Regions from separate parts of the Homo sapiens genome. Here region 1 is linked to region 2. The links are chromatin contacts, found by Hi-C or POLR2A ChIA-PET in ENCODE. All regions are on one chromosome and are shown on one strand. The core of a region is the stretch at or near the end of the contact, and the rest is flanking DNA. Distances in the headings are between cores, read along the strand shown. Region 1 has its middle 25 kb from the start of SNORA31B. Region 2 overlaps TPT1-AS1 (TPT1 antisense RNA 1).

What was found. A loop is a pair of places that touch in the nucleus more often than their neighbours do. ChIA-PET counts read pairs that join two places held with the same protein, here RNA polymerase II (POLR2A). Pooled maps may share reads with other maps.
Region 1: a map of CD8-positive, alpha-beta T cell shows a loop between it and region 2 (7-fold over the local background). The contact joins two enhancer-like sites. A Hi-C loop is called at or near these places in 2 of 168 maps with a recorded cell type or tissue (CD8-positive, alpha-beta T cell and naive thymus-derived CD4-positive, alpha-beta T cell), 2 of 37 single-sample maps with no recorded cell type and 9 of 50 pooled maps. POLR2A ChIA-PET finds 5 or more read pairs at or near these places in 11 of 52 experiments (A673, AG04450, BJ and 7 more).

What each region holds. Positions count from the first base shown.
Region 1 is chr13:45,308,326-45,315,293 of GRCh38, forward strand. No RefSeq gene overlaps it. Among named protein-coding and RNA genes, the nearest start is that of SNORA31B, 25 kb to the right of the region's middle. RefSeq lists an enhancer at 920-1,612 and a silencer at 3,456-3,515. Within about 2 kb of position 3,446, at least 4 of the 41 ENCODE cell types and tissues checked have a DNase peak (open chromatin) inside an H3K27ac peak, as active enhancers do.
Region 2 is chr13:45,362,531-45,369,574 of GRCh38, forward strand. The region is part of intron 3 of TPT1-AS1 (TPT1 antisense RNA 1); the gene reads left to right. Among named protein-coding and RNA genes, the nearest start is that of TPT1-AS1, 25 kb to the left of the region's middle. RefSeq lists an enhancer at 4,943-5,449. Within about 2 kb of position 5,006, at least 12 of the 41 ENCODE cell types and tissues checked have a DNase peak (open chromatin) inside an H3K27ac peak, as active enhancers do.

The sequences.
Region 1 (6,968 bases), core at 2,196-4,695, 56 kb before region 2:
TCCATTAAATAAGGTAAATTGGGCCGGGTGAGGTGGCTCATGCCTGTAAAACCCTGCACTTTGGGAGGCTGAGGTGGGCAGATCACTTAAGGTCAGGAGTTCGAGACCAGCCTGGCCAACATGGTGAAACACCATCTCTATTAAAAATATAAAAATTAGCTGGGCATGGTGGCAGACACCTGTAATCCCAACTACTCAGGAGGCTCAGGCAGGAGAATCACTTGAACCTGGGAGGCAGAGGTTGCAGTGAGCTGAGATCACGCCACTGCACTCCAGCCAGCTTCCAAGAGGGTCTCCTATGATCCCCAGCACCTGGAATTCATGCCCTTGGGTAGTCAGTCCCAGGGCTAACCATGTAACCATTAGGACATTGAGGAAATGATGTGCAGCTTCCAAAACTAGATCATAAACCATATTGTGGCTTCCACTGTATTTCCATTGGAGTTCTCACTCTGGAGGAAGCAGCTACCATATCGTGGGAGAGACTGAAACGGTCCAATGATGAGATCCAGGAGGTGAGGAAGCCTCCTCCCAGCAGCTATGTGAGTGAACATCCTGGAAGTGGATACCCCAACCCAGTCAGGTGTTCAAATGACTGCAGACACAGCCACCATTTCACAGCAGCCTCAACAAAGAGACCCCAGGCTCATACCATCTAGCCAAGAGGCTTTGAATTCTTGACCCACAGAAACTTTGAGATAATACATATTTATTATTCTTAACTATATTTGGGGGTTATTTGTAACACAGCAGTAGATAATTGATTCAGTGACTCACAGTAAACAAGGTGAAAGAGATTCAGATGTGGATTTGAAATAAAAGGGAGTCCCCGTATTGAGAATTTTTAACCTTTAGAACATATGACAAAGCTCTGTCGATTAGGTAGGGCTGATTTCACTCACTGTTCTCCTCTGTGAATGTACACATCCCCCTCATCCATACCGCTCTATGCACTAGACTGTAATTATACTATTCCAGGGATTGTCATTGTGCACTATCATTATAAAAATGCTGAGGGTGGGAGACAAGCTGAGAGCTGGGAGACGGGTCTTCCTACAAAGCAGCCCCAAACACAACTGAAAACAAGGTCAAGACTTCGAATCCAACAGTGAGCATTAGCCTAGCCATCTTCCAGTTCATACCAGTGGAACGGAAGTTATCAGTCCTGTGTTTCCAAAATGCTTTCCAGCAACAGGACCTCCAGGTGTTGAAACCATGCTGGGCTGAGTGCCAGCCTTTTGAACTGCAAATTACCCTGGGGTTCTGTGGGAAGCAAACTTGGGCGCCCTCTGGTGCCCTTCTGGTGAACTACACCACCCAAACATTAACAATTATTTTATCAACAGGTTAGTCATCTATGAGTTAAATTACTAAAGTCCCTTTTCTGTACATACACAGTAGATGCAGCAGCTGGGAGTATGATTTCCGAAAAGAAAAACCGTACCTACATACTTTTTTTTAGCCAGTTGCAGATATTTTTCTTATTTATTGGATTAATTTTTTTATAGAGATGGGGTCTCCCTTTGTTGCCCAGGCTGGTCTCGAACTTCTGGGCTCAAGCGATCCTCCCAGCTTGGCTTCCCAAAGTGCTGGGATTATAGGCGTGAGCCACTGCCCCTGGCCCGGATGTTTTTCATTCTTTTTTTTTTTTTTTTTTTTGAGACGGAGTCTCGCTCTGTTGCCCAGGCTGGAGTGCAGTGGCTGGATCTCAGCTCACTGCAAGCTCCGCCTCCCAGGTTCATGCCATTCTCCTGCCTCAGCCCCCCGAGTAGCTGGGACTACAGGCGCCCGCCACCGCACCCGGCTAATTTTTTTGTATTTTTAGTAGAGACGGGGTTTCACCGTGTTAGCCAGGATGGTCTCGATCTCCTGACCTTGTGATCCGCCCGCCTCGGCCTCCCAAAGTGCTGGGATTACAGGCGTGAGCCACTGCGCCCGGCCAATTTTTCATTCTTTACTGCATTTATTTTATCTATACCTTAGCAGGGTGCAACTAATGGGTTATGGTTATTGATTGATTGTACAAATTTTAATAGAACCCTTACAATTTCATCAGTCTAATTATGGGAAGCCTTAGAGAAGTGGCTGCAAAATTTGTTAAATTTCACTTGAGAGCTAGAATACCAATGCTTGACTCAACTCCTGTTTTCATGTTTGCTGGTTTCAGAAGCCCCTGAGGCAAGATTTCGGGTAGGAACTATCAGTTGTTTACCCTCCCCACCTAGCACCCACTATTTCATCATCTTCCCTGCCTTTGTCTGTCTTTTGGGTAGGAGAGGGCAGTCACAGGGCAAAGTATTCACAAGAAGATACAAAAGGGTGGCTGCAGATGCATACATGAAGAACTTTAAATGAAGACAATCTGTGATGATGCACCTGTGTTTTGCACATTACGTACTTAACTGCTGAAAGAATACGTTCATAGTAAACACATGCTAACCACTCTGGCCATGTCAGAATGCCTACACAATAATAACCGCATCAGACTTAATGTACCAACAGCCCCACTTCCATCCCCAACGGAATGCTTGGTATCTTTCTGCAAAGGAAAATTTGGAAGCAAGACTGCCTCTCTTTCCACTTAGCCAGCAGGAATTTCAATAATAAGATGCGGCAGCATCCATTGACTTTGTACCACCTGTCTTTTATTGTAAGTGTTCACCCTAACGGTTTTTATTAACGCTTTGGCTTCCGTCGCTAAGCAACGTGCCACGTTGGGGCTCTTCGCCAGACTACACCTGTACAAATGTCAGCCTCATTCTCCTGGCTCTGAAGGAAACGTGACCGTTCCCCAAACATGCTCTTTATGGTTGCTTCCTCCTGTTCTTTTTCTCCTTCCCTGAACCGCTCCCAATAGAGACAGGTTGGCGCTTCAGTGCATCTCAGATCCTCTGGCGCCCGGGCGCCCCCTCCCGGCGACACCTCCCGGCTGTGAGCGCGCGGGAAGAGGCCAGAGGCAGGGCCTCTCACCTGCTCGGACTGCAAACCACAAAGCGTCTCTTTTTTTTTTTTTTTTTTTTTTTTTTTTTTTTTGAGGGGCGGAGGTGGTCATTTTTATGTTCCCTGGGCAAAGCGAGCAGCCGTTTGGCTTATAAAATAGCAACGACTGCAGTGGCCCACACTGTCATCACGAAATGCCGCCTCTTGTCATGGTCCCCGGAAAACAGGGTTGAGGAGGAGGAGGAGGAGGAGGAAATGGATAATGCCGATGAGTTACTTTTTTTTTTTTTTAATTTGGGTATGTTCGAGTACATTCTGGTCTGAATGGCGGTGGAGGGGAAGGTAGAAAGGAGGCGTCTGCCGAGCAGCATCCGCGCGGAGCGAGCTGCGGTCCTCGGGACCCCGCAGCAGGAGCCACGAGCCCGCCCCGGCGTCCGAGCCCTGCAGGCGAGGCCAGGCTTGGCGCGGAGGGACCTCAGCGTCCGGGGAGCGCTCGCTGTCTTTGAGTTCCTGCTGCCAGAGCCGGGCCTCCTCTGCTCTCCGCAGCCTCGCAGGGAGGGCGCAGGGGCGAGTCCTGGGCGGGCAGGGCAGCCGCGCCCGCCAGAGAGACAAAGGCCAGGGGGTCTCTGGCCGCAGCACTTTCCAGCGCCGCCCGGTCCTCACACAGAAAACTCTTCTAGCTCTGCGGGTGCGGCTCTAAACGGTAATGTTTGCATTTTCTCTAGGGTGATCCGCAGAGGGGGCCAAGCCATAAGTCCCCTCCAAAAGTCTATATGTGTTCATCGCATGTTTACCAGAAGATTTGACACTACACCAAAAAGCACACAGACAAACACCTTAGAAGTATCACCGTAAAAACGGTTATCTTTCCAGCCAAAAGTCTTGAAATGTGTGGCTCCTAGCGGCAAGCAGCAATGGGATAGTCGCCAGGGTCCTTTTACCCTGTTTAGAAGGTTGGGGAGGCTGAAGAACATCGCCTGCAGGCCTGGTGGGGTGGCTGACGCCTGTAATCCCAACGCTTTGGGAGGCTGTGGCGGCAGATCACTTGAGGTCAGGAGTTCAAGACCAGCCTGGCCAACATGGTGAAACCCCCGTCTCTACTAAAAAAAAAAAAAAAAAAAAAGAGGCCGGGTGCGGTGGCTCGCGCCTGTAATCCCAGCACTTTGGGAGGCCGAGACCGGCAGATCACGAGGTCAAGAGATCGAGACCATCCTGGCCAACATGGTGAAACCCTGTCTCTACTGAATATACACGGCCTCCCAAAGTGCTGGGATTACAGGCGTGAGCCATGGCGCCCGGCCTTCTTTTTCATTTTTGAGACAGAGTCTCATTCTTTCTCCCAGGCTGGAGTGCAGTGGCATGATCTTGGCTCACTGCAGCCTCCGCCTTCCAGTTTCAAGCGATTCTCTGCCTGAGTCTCCTGAGTAGCTGCGATTACAGGCGGGTGCCACCGTGCCCTGCTTATATTTTATTTTATTTTTTATGTTATGTTATGTTATGTTATGTTATGTTATGTTATGTTATGTTATGTTATTTTTTGAGATGGAGTTTCTCTCGGTCGCCTAGGCTGGAGTGCAGTGGCGGGATTCGGCTCACTGCAACTTCCGCCTCCTAGGCTCAAGCAATTCTCCTGCCTCAGCCTCCCGAGTAGCTGGGACTACCGCTACACCACGCCCGGCTAATTTCTGTATTTTAGTAGAGAAGGGGTTTCACCATGTTGGCCAGGATGTTCTCGATCTCTTGACCTCGTGATCTGCTGGCCTCAGCCTCCCAAAGTGCTGGGATTACAGGCGTGAGCCACCGCACCCGGCCTTATTTATTTATTTATTTATTTATTTATTTATTTAGTAGAGATGGGGGTTTCACCATGTTGGCCAGGCTGGTCTTGAACTCCTGACCTCAAGTGATCTGCCGCCTCAGCCTCCCAAAGCGTTGGGATTACAGGCATGAACCACCCCACCCGGCCATACCCAGAGTTTCTTATTTTCAGATGAAACATTTTGCTTGATGCCAACATTCTTGTTAGATGTTTTTGTTTGTTTTTTGTTTTTAAGACAGGGTCTTACTTTGTCACCCAGGCTGGGGTGCAGTGGCATGATCTCGCCTCACTACAACATCTGTCTCCCAGGTTCAAGCGATTCTCCCACCCCAGCCTCCCTAGTAGTTGGGACTACAGGTGATGACCTCCATGCCCGGCTTTTGTTTGTTTGTTTGTTTGTTTTGTATTTTTGGTAGAGATGAGGTTTCACCATGTTGCCTACCAGTTCTGGGATTACAGGTGTGAGCCACCATGCCTGGTCTTGTTAGGTTTTAAAGCCCATATTGTTTTCTGATCTGATTTTTTGTTTTGTGCTTTATAAAGCAAATATTTATGAAGTATCCACAATGAAGTACCCACAAAATGTGTTCTTAAAGTGAAAGCTAAAATAGAGCCCTTGTCCCTGCTTTCATGGTCCTTCTGTTCTAATGGATGTCATTCTGATGGGGGCTACGGTAACAGCAAGTCAGGGTCTCACCCATCAGAAGGTAATGGTATGTCAGTCGGGAGGCGGGATAGAGTGTCGGGCACTGCTATTTAGATGGTTCTTTAGGAAAGCCCTTCCTGATAAGAGAGCAGAGACCCTAAGAAATGAGAGTGTAGGCTGGGCGCAGTGGCTCACATCTGTAATCCCAGCACTTTGGGAGGCCGAGGCAGGTGGATCATGAGGTCAGGAGTTCGAGACCAGCCTGGCCAGCACAGTGAAACCCCACCTCTACTAAAAATCCAAAAAAAAAAAAAAAAAAAAAATTAGCCAGGCGTGGTGGCACATGCCTGTAGTCCCAGCTACCTGGGAGTCTGAGGCAGGAGAATGGCTTGAACCTAGGAGGCAGAGGTTGCAGTGAGCCGAGGTTGTGCCATTGCACTCCAGCCTGGTGGACAGAGCAAGACTCCATCTCAAAAAAAAGAAAAAAGAAAAAGAAATGAGAGTGTAAGCCACATGGGACTCCAAGGGCAGAGCGAGCATAAGGTCAGGAGTTGGGGGGGATGTTTGAGGGGCACTGGGGAGGCCTGAGCAACTGGAGCTGAGTGAGGGAGAGGGGACGTGCCAGATGTGTGCTACAGAAAAAATTACTCATGGCCGGGCGTGGTGGCTCACGCCAGCACTTTGGGAGGCCAAGGTGGGCAGATCACTTGAGGTCAGGTGTTCGAGACCAGCCTGGCCAACATGGCGAAACCCCGTCTCTACTAAAAACACAACTCACGCCTGTAATCCCAGCACTTTGGGAGGCCGAGGCGGGCGGATCACGAGGTCAGGAGATCGAGACCATCCCGGCTAAAACGGTGAAACCCCGTCTCTACTAAAAATACAAAAAATTAGCCGGGCGTAGTGGCGGGCGCCTGTAGTCCCAGCTACTTGGGAGGCTGAGGCAGGAGAATGGCGTGAACCCGGGAGGCGGAGCTTGCAGTGAGCCGAGATCCCGCCACTGCACTCCAGCCTGGGCGACAGAGCGAGACTCCGTCTCAAAAAAAAAAAAAAAAACACACACAAAAATTAGCTGGGTGTAGTGTCACATGTCTGTAATCCCAGCTACTCAGGAGGCCGAGGCAGAAGAATCGCTTGAATCTGGGAGGCAGAGGAATCAGTGAGCCAAGATCACGCCACCGCACTCCAGCCTGGGCGACAGAGGAAGATTCCATCTCAAAAAGAAGGAAAGGAGAGGAGAGGGGAGGGGAGGGGAGGGGAGGGTCACTACTGACACTTGTTAAAGTGGAATGGCAGACTTTAGTCGGGGGGCCGTCACCATATATATAAGGACTGTTCCCCAGTGGGGGAGAGATTGGGCTCAACTCCAAATCAGCAAGAAAAGGTGGAACGTGCAGCCAGGGGGTGGGGCCCAGGTTTTCTTTTTTTAAATTTTTTTTGAGACAGAGTCTTACTCTGTCGCCCAGGCTGGAGTGTAGTGGCACGATCTTGGCTCACTGCAACCTCGCCTCCCAGGTTCAAGCAATTCTCAGCCTCCCAAGTAGCTGGGATTACAGGCGTGCG
Region 2 (7,044 bases), core at 3,756-6,255:
TCAGAGAGGCTTCTCTGACCACCCTTTGCAATGGCTGCTCCATGGCCCCTGCTAGAACAGGCTGTCATGCTCTTGTGGGTCTGCTTGTATATTTATCTCTTTTCTGCCTCCACTAGAAGGTGAGCTCTGACAGGGCAGAGGTTCTGGCTGCCTGGTTCCGTGCTGCATTTTCAGAGTCTAGAATAGTGCCTAGCACATGGTACGTGATGAGGAAATCTCTTTCCTGATGAATGAGCGAAGCAGAGAATCCTCAGAATCCGAGGATGCTCTCTCTCTGTCTTGGGAGCTAGAGGAACTCTTCATTTTTCCCTTCATGAATCTGCTCCACTGTCCTTTCTGTTTATTGGCTTCCTCAGTGTTTGGTTTGCCATGGCGCCATCTTGGTCCCATTTCTCATGCTCTGCTCAGCTCAAAGCAGTCCACGGGTTCAACTCTCAGTGCCCCAGGAAGGGGAAACCCACTTCACTTGGGTCAAGTGTTCATTTTCCATCCTCCCTGTCTCCACCCCAATCAGCAAAGGCTAGTGGCTGGTGGTAAAAGGAAGGCTAGTGGCTGGGGGTAAAAGGCCACCAGCAGAGGGGGCTCTCCAGAGGCAGGCCCATCCCCAGCTCCTCCCGAGTAAGTGCCAATCACCCAGAGGTGGATCCTCTTTCAGGGCCCTGACTTGCAAAGCTGAGGACCAGCTTCCTGTCAGTGGTAACCCTCAGTGAGGGCCTTGTCTGAGCAGCCAGCAGCCTCTGAGACATTTCCACATGGGCACTGGCTAACTTAAAAAAGATAAGTATTCACCCTTCCCAGGAGGTACTGATGTCAGGAATAGCCAAGAGTGCAGTCTTGGTCTGTAAGGAGGTGGCCCTTCCACTCCATACGGCCCTTCCCAGGATACTGCTGTATCCTGGGGTCTGCTCGTGGTGCCAGCAAGCAGGCGTTCCTTGGGAGCCCCCCTCAGCCCTCCCACCCACTGCTGTCCTCTCTCCCTGCCCCCATCTGTGTAAGGACCCTCTGATATATGTTCACTTAGTAAGCTGTGTGTGTGTAGTGGGGTGTCTTTGTCAATGATCTGCTCCTTTTCTCTGAAAACTTTAAGGACTTTGATATTTTTGGATTCACAATAGTATGTGTAGATGTCAGATTTTCCTCATCTCTCTCCTGTGGCCTCTGTGGGTTCTCTCAGTCTGAGGTCTTTCATCTCTCTTTAATTCTGGGAAATTAATCTCCATTCTGTCTTCAAATATCACCTCCCTTCCATATTTTCCCCTTCCTTCTGCAACTCCTATTACCTGGATATTAACATTTCTGTTTCTGTCCTCCATGATTCTAACTTTTTAAGTTATTTTCCTTGTTTTTTTTTTATCCTTTCTTTCCTATCAGAATTTCTCAAGTTGATCTTTCATTTTCACTAATTCTTTTCTTGACCGTGTCAATTTATTCCATTAATTCTGTTCTGTATGTCAATATTATATTTTTTACCCTGATCTTTCCACTTGGCTCTTCTGTATGGTTTGTTGTTTTTGTGACATGGTCATGGCGGTGTGGGTTGTGGTGGGAGGGGGTTACCCCCGATATAGTCTGGATATTTGTCTGCGCCTAAATCTCCTGTCAGAATGTAATAGTGGGTGCTAGAGGTGGGGCCTGGTGGGAGGTGTTTGGACCAGGGGGGCAGTGTTAGTGCCCCGCATATGCTCTCTTTGCGAAAATAAGCAAGTTATTAAAAAATCTGGTCATGTAAAAGTATGTGACACCTCTCCCCCTCCCTGCTCCTGCTTTCTCCATGTGAAATGCCTGCTCCCACTTCGCCTTCTGCCATGATTGAAAGATCCTTGAGTCTTCATCAGAAGCTGAGCAGATGCCAGCACCATGCTTCCTGTACAGCCTGTAGAACCATGAGCCAATTAAATCTCTTTTCTTTATAAATTACCCAGTCTCAGGTTTTTTTTTTTTTTTTTTGAGATGGAGTTTCACTCTTGTTTCCCAGGCTGGAGTGCAATGGCGTGATCTTGGCTCACTGCAACCTCTGCCTCCCGGGTTCAAGTAATTCTCTTGCCTCAGCCTCCCGAGTAGTTGGGATTACAGGCGTACACCACCACACCTGGGTAATTACGTATTTTCAGTAGAGACGGGTTTCTCCATGTTGGTCAGGCTGGTCTCGAACTCCTGACCTCGGGTGATCCGCCTGCCTCGGCGTCCCAAAGTACTGGGATTACAGGTATGAGCCACCGTGCCCAGCCGGTTTTTTTTTTTTTTTTTGTATAGCAATGGAAGAATGGCCTCGTACACACGCTAGAGTGGAAAGTCCCAGGCACCAAGGCTTCCCACCCTAGAAGCAAGCTCAGGGCTTTCTCTTCATCCTTCCAGGGAGAGCACTGAGAGATGATGGGGGGTTGGCAGGGGGCATCCCTTGGATTATCATTCTCCAGACTTAGGCTTGGAGGGGAGGGTGGAGAAGTGGATTTCTGGGTCTGGTCCACCTCACCTGTTTTCTCAGCTTCTCACCCACTCAGAGCTCTTGCCCCAATTCTCCCTTTCATCCTGCAGATCCCTGCGCCTGACTCATCTCAGGCGAGGAGGCAAATCATCAGTTATCTCAGGCAGCAGCAGGACGAGACTCCTTTCTGATTTTCTCCTTCCCTGGCCACCTCTCCCCACCCCATATTCACTCATTCCAAACCTCTGGCCTCCCCAGCAACTCTACATCCTCATCTCCATCTGTTCCCTCTCTCGATGCTGTGGGTGACGTTGGAGAGGGAAGCCCGGAGCCCTGACCTAGTCCGGCGTGGAGAGAGGAATGGAAAGCAGTGTCCCTTTTGAGAAGGCAAATTTACAGCTGGCTTTTGTAATCCTAGCTATTTTTTGTTTGTTTGCTAAGTCTTTGATAGTCCCCAGTGTGGTTTGTCTGCCAGTGATCTCAGCACCACCAGAGAGCTTGTTAGAAATGCGGCATCCCAACCCCACCACAGCCCTCCCAAGTCAGATACTGCCACCTCACGAGGCCCCCCAGGGATCCACAAGTTCATTAAAGTTTCAGGAATCCAATTCTACTACAAAATATACATTTATAATTAGGAAAAGGATAGTTTCTTTTAAATGGTAGAACTTCCCCAATGAGTCAGCTACCTGTATTTCTGGCCTGTCAGGCTAGACACTGGAGACCATTCTGCATAGAATTGTACCTCCCTGAACTACTGTTAGGCCTTAGGGTGGGGATTCATCTTTCCCTTCTCCCCACCATGGAGACAAAATCCTCTTAAACATATCCGGGCCTGGCATGGTGGCTCACGCCTGTAATCCCAACACTATGGGAGTCCGAGGAGGGTGGATTACCTGAGGTCGGGAGTTTGAGACCAGCCTGACCAACATGGAGAAACCCCGTCTCTACTAAAAATACAAAATTAGCCGGGCATGGTGGCACATGCCTGTAATCCCAGCTACTCGGGAGGCTGAGGCGGGAGAATTGCTTGAACCTGGGAGGCAGAGGTTGCAGTGAGCCAAGATCACGCCATTGCACTCCAGCCTTGGCAACAAGAGCAAAACTCCATCTCAAAAAACAAAAACAAAAACAAAAAATAAAACATATCCAGCAGTAGGCCAGACACGGTGGCTCACCCCTGTAATCCCAGCACTTTGGGAGGCTGAGGCAGGTGGATCACTGGAGGTCAGGAGTTTGAGACCAGCCTGGCCAACATGGTGAAACCCCATCCTTTACTAAAAATACAAAAATTAGCTGGGTGTGGGGGCATGTGCCTGTAATTCCAGCTACTCAGGAGGCTAAGGTAGAAGAATCGCTTGAACCCAGGAGGCGGAGGTTGCAGTGAGCCGAGATCGTGCCACTGCACTCCAGCCTGGGCTACAGAGTGAGACTCCATCTCAAAAAACAAACATGGTGGCTCACGCCTGTAATCCCAGCACTTTGGGAGGCCGAAGCAGGTGGATCACCTGAGGTCAGGAGTTCGAGACCAGCCTGGCCAAGATGGTGAAACCCTGTCTCTACTAAAAATACAAAAATTAGCCAGGCATGGTGGTGGGCGCCTGTAGTACCAGCTACTTGGGAGGCTGAAGCAGGAGAATCGCTTGAACCCAGGAGGTGGAGGTTGCAGTGAGCCAAGATCATGCCACTGCACTCCAGCCTGGGCGACAGAGCGAGACTCTGTCTCAAACAGGCCAGGCGTGGTGGCTCATGCCTGTAATACCAGCACTTTGGTAGGCCAGGAGTTCAAGATGAGCCTGGCCAACATGGTGAAACCCCGTCTATACTAAAAATACAAAAAGACTGGCGTGGTGGTGGGCGCCTGTAATCACAGCTACTTGGGAGGCTGAGGCAGGAGAATCGCTCGAACCCAGGAGGCGAAGGTTGCGGTGAGCCAACATTGCACCACTGCACTCCAGCCTGGGCGACACAGCAAGACTCTGCCTCAAAATAAATAAACAAACAAACAAAAATATCTGGCAGCAATTTTCAAGCATTCAAAAGAGATGTGAAGGAAAAAAATTTGGCCGGGAGCAGTGGCTCACGCCTGTAATCCCAGCACTCTGGGAGGCCAAGGTGTGCGGATCACGAGGTCAAGAGTTCGAGACCAGCCTGACCAACATGGTCAAACCTGGTCTCTACTAAAAATACAAAAATTAGCTGGGCATGGTGGCACGTGCCTGTAATCCCAGCTACTCAGGAGTCTGAGGCAGGAGAATCGCTTGAACCTGGGAGGCAGAGGTTTCAGGGAGCCGAGATCACACCACTGCACTCCAGCCTGGGCAACAGAGGGAGACTGTCTCAAAAAAAAAAAAAAATAAATAAATCAGCATAGTAATTGATGAGGACAAGGACATTTTATTATCATGGGATTATGGGGACAAATGATTGCTGAAATCATAATTAGCTTTCTGGCGGGGGAAGATAGTAAGGTAGAAAGAGGAGAAATGGGTGTAATCAAAGGAAGTGGCAGAGAGAGATTAAAAAAAAAAAACAGGAAATGAGAACAAGAATATGACTAACAATGCCTGAGCCCCACCCACCCATCCTCAGAGTGGACTCCCTCTCTCAAAGGCTTGTGGGCACCTGCCCCCGAGCTGACTCACCCTGTTCAGTCATCACAGCTCACTGCAGTGATGAAGGCTCAGGTGATCCTTTCACATCAGCCTCTCCAGTAGCTGGGACTAAAGGCATGTGCCACCATACCTGGCTAATTTTTTGTTTTTGTTTTTGTTTTGAGATGGAGTCTTGCTCTGTCACCCAGGCTGCAGTGCAGTGGCATGATCTAGGCTCACTGCAACCTCCACCACCTGGATTCAAGCAATTCTCTGCCTCAGCTTCCTGAGTAGCTGGGACTACAGGTGCCTGCCATGACGCCCAGCTAATTTTTTTGTGTATTTAGTAGAGATGGGGTTTCACCATGTTAGCCAGGATGGTCTCGATCTCCTGATCTCGTGATCCACCTGCCTCAGCCTCCCAAAGTACTGGGATTACAGGTGTGAGCCACCGTGCCCGGCCGTATTTTTTGTATTTTTAGTAGAGACAGGGTTTCACTATCTTGGCTAGGCTGGTCTTGAACTCCTGACCTCAAGTGATCCACCCACCTCGGCCTCCCAAAGTTCTGGGATTACAGGCATGAGCCACTGTGCCCAGCCACCCGTCACCTGCTAGTGTAGACAAATGAATAAACTTAGACAAGCACATGGGCTCCCTCTATACCAGCCTAGACTTTGACACTGAAACTCCATGAGTCTGGGCCACTTCCTGCCACAAGTGTGAATGGAAAATAAATCATTTTCCAAGGAACCCAAAATCACTAAGCCAAGGAGTCAAGCTGAGAACTTTCAGGCAAACCTGCCCCCCATTTTATTTCCTAAATAAGAGAGCTACAAAGATTAAAAAAAAAAAAAAGCTACACACCTTGCTCATAATTTGCCCACAAGGAAATACCTAATTCCACAAGGAAGGGCTAATCAGAAACTCAACAGAATGCAACTGTTTGTCTCTTATCCACCTGTGACCTGGAAGCCCCGTCCCTCACCTCGAGTTGTCTCGCCTTCCTGGACCAAACCAATGTACATCTTACACATATTGATTGATGTCTCATGTCTCCCTAAAATGTATAAAACCAAGCTGTGCCCTGACCACCTTGGACACATGTGGTCAGGACTTCCTGAGGCTGTGTCACGGGCGTGTGTCCTCAACCTTGGCAAAATAAACTTTCTAAATTGGTTGAGACCTGTCTCGGATACTTTGGGTTCACATAAGGAAACAGGAAGCAGGGATCTGGTGTCTATTTCTTTTTCCAAGCACAATGTAAGCACAGTTCTAGGCTGTGTTTGTCTTGTGAGTCCTTCCTGGCTCCCCTCAGGCACTGGCTTTCTCTCCTCTCTCCTGCCTTCTCTTTCTGGATCCACCCTCCAAATGTTGGAGTTCCTTAGGGTTTGATTCTTGGAACTCTTCTGTGTTTATGTGTTCTCCCTAGATAGCATCATCCGTAAGTGACTTAAATAGCACTCATAATGCTTAAAAAAAAAAATTTCCATTTCTAGCCTGGACGTCTCTGAATTTCAGAATAAGGTAAATGAAGAATTCACCTTTATACACCTTAAGTTTGAAATGCCGGTGATTTATCCAACAGCCTCCTTGGTTTTGGTTTTAGCCGTATCACCGGCATCTCATTTAACTCAACGTATGCACATCTGAATTCTACTGACTCTCCTAAACTTGCACTCTGCTCCATCTCAGCCAATGGTACCACCCAGTTTCCTGAGCTAAGTGCCTTCTTTGACACCTTCCTTTCCAACACCACCTCACCTGATCTGTCACCAGTCCTGTCACTTGTTTTAAATCCTTGCACTGTCTCCCACCTCTGCACCTCTCCTCCTTGTCTCAGCCTGCTGTCTCACCCTTCTACTCTTCCTCCCTAAAGTCTGTAATCATCTAGCACCATCTTGTTAAAACATAAAAGATCATGCAGAGTCCCACTTAAAAGCTTACAAATATCTCATTGTACTTAAAATAAAGCTCAAATTCAGCAATGCCTAGAAGGCAGTGAGGAGTGGATAGGTATGAGAATG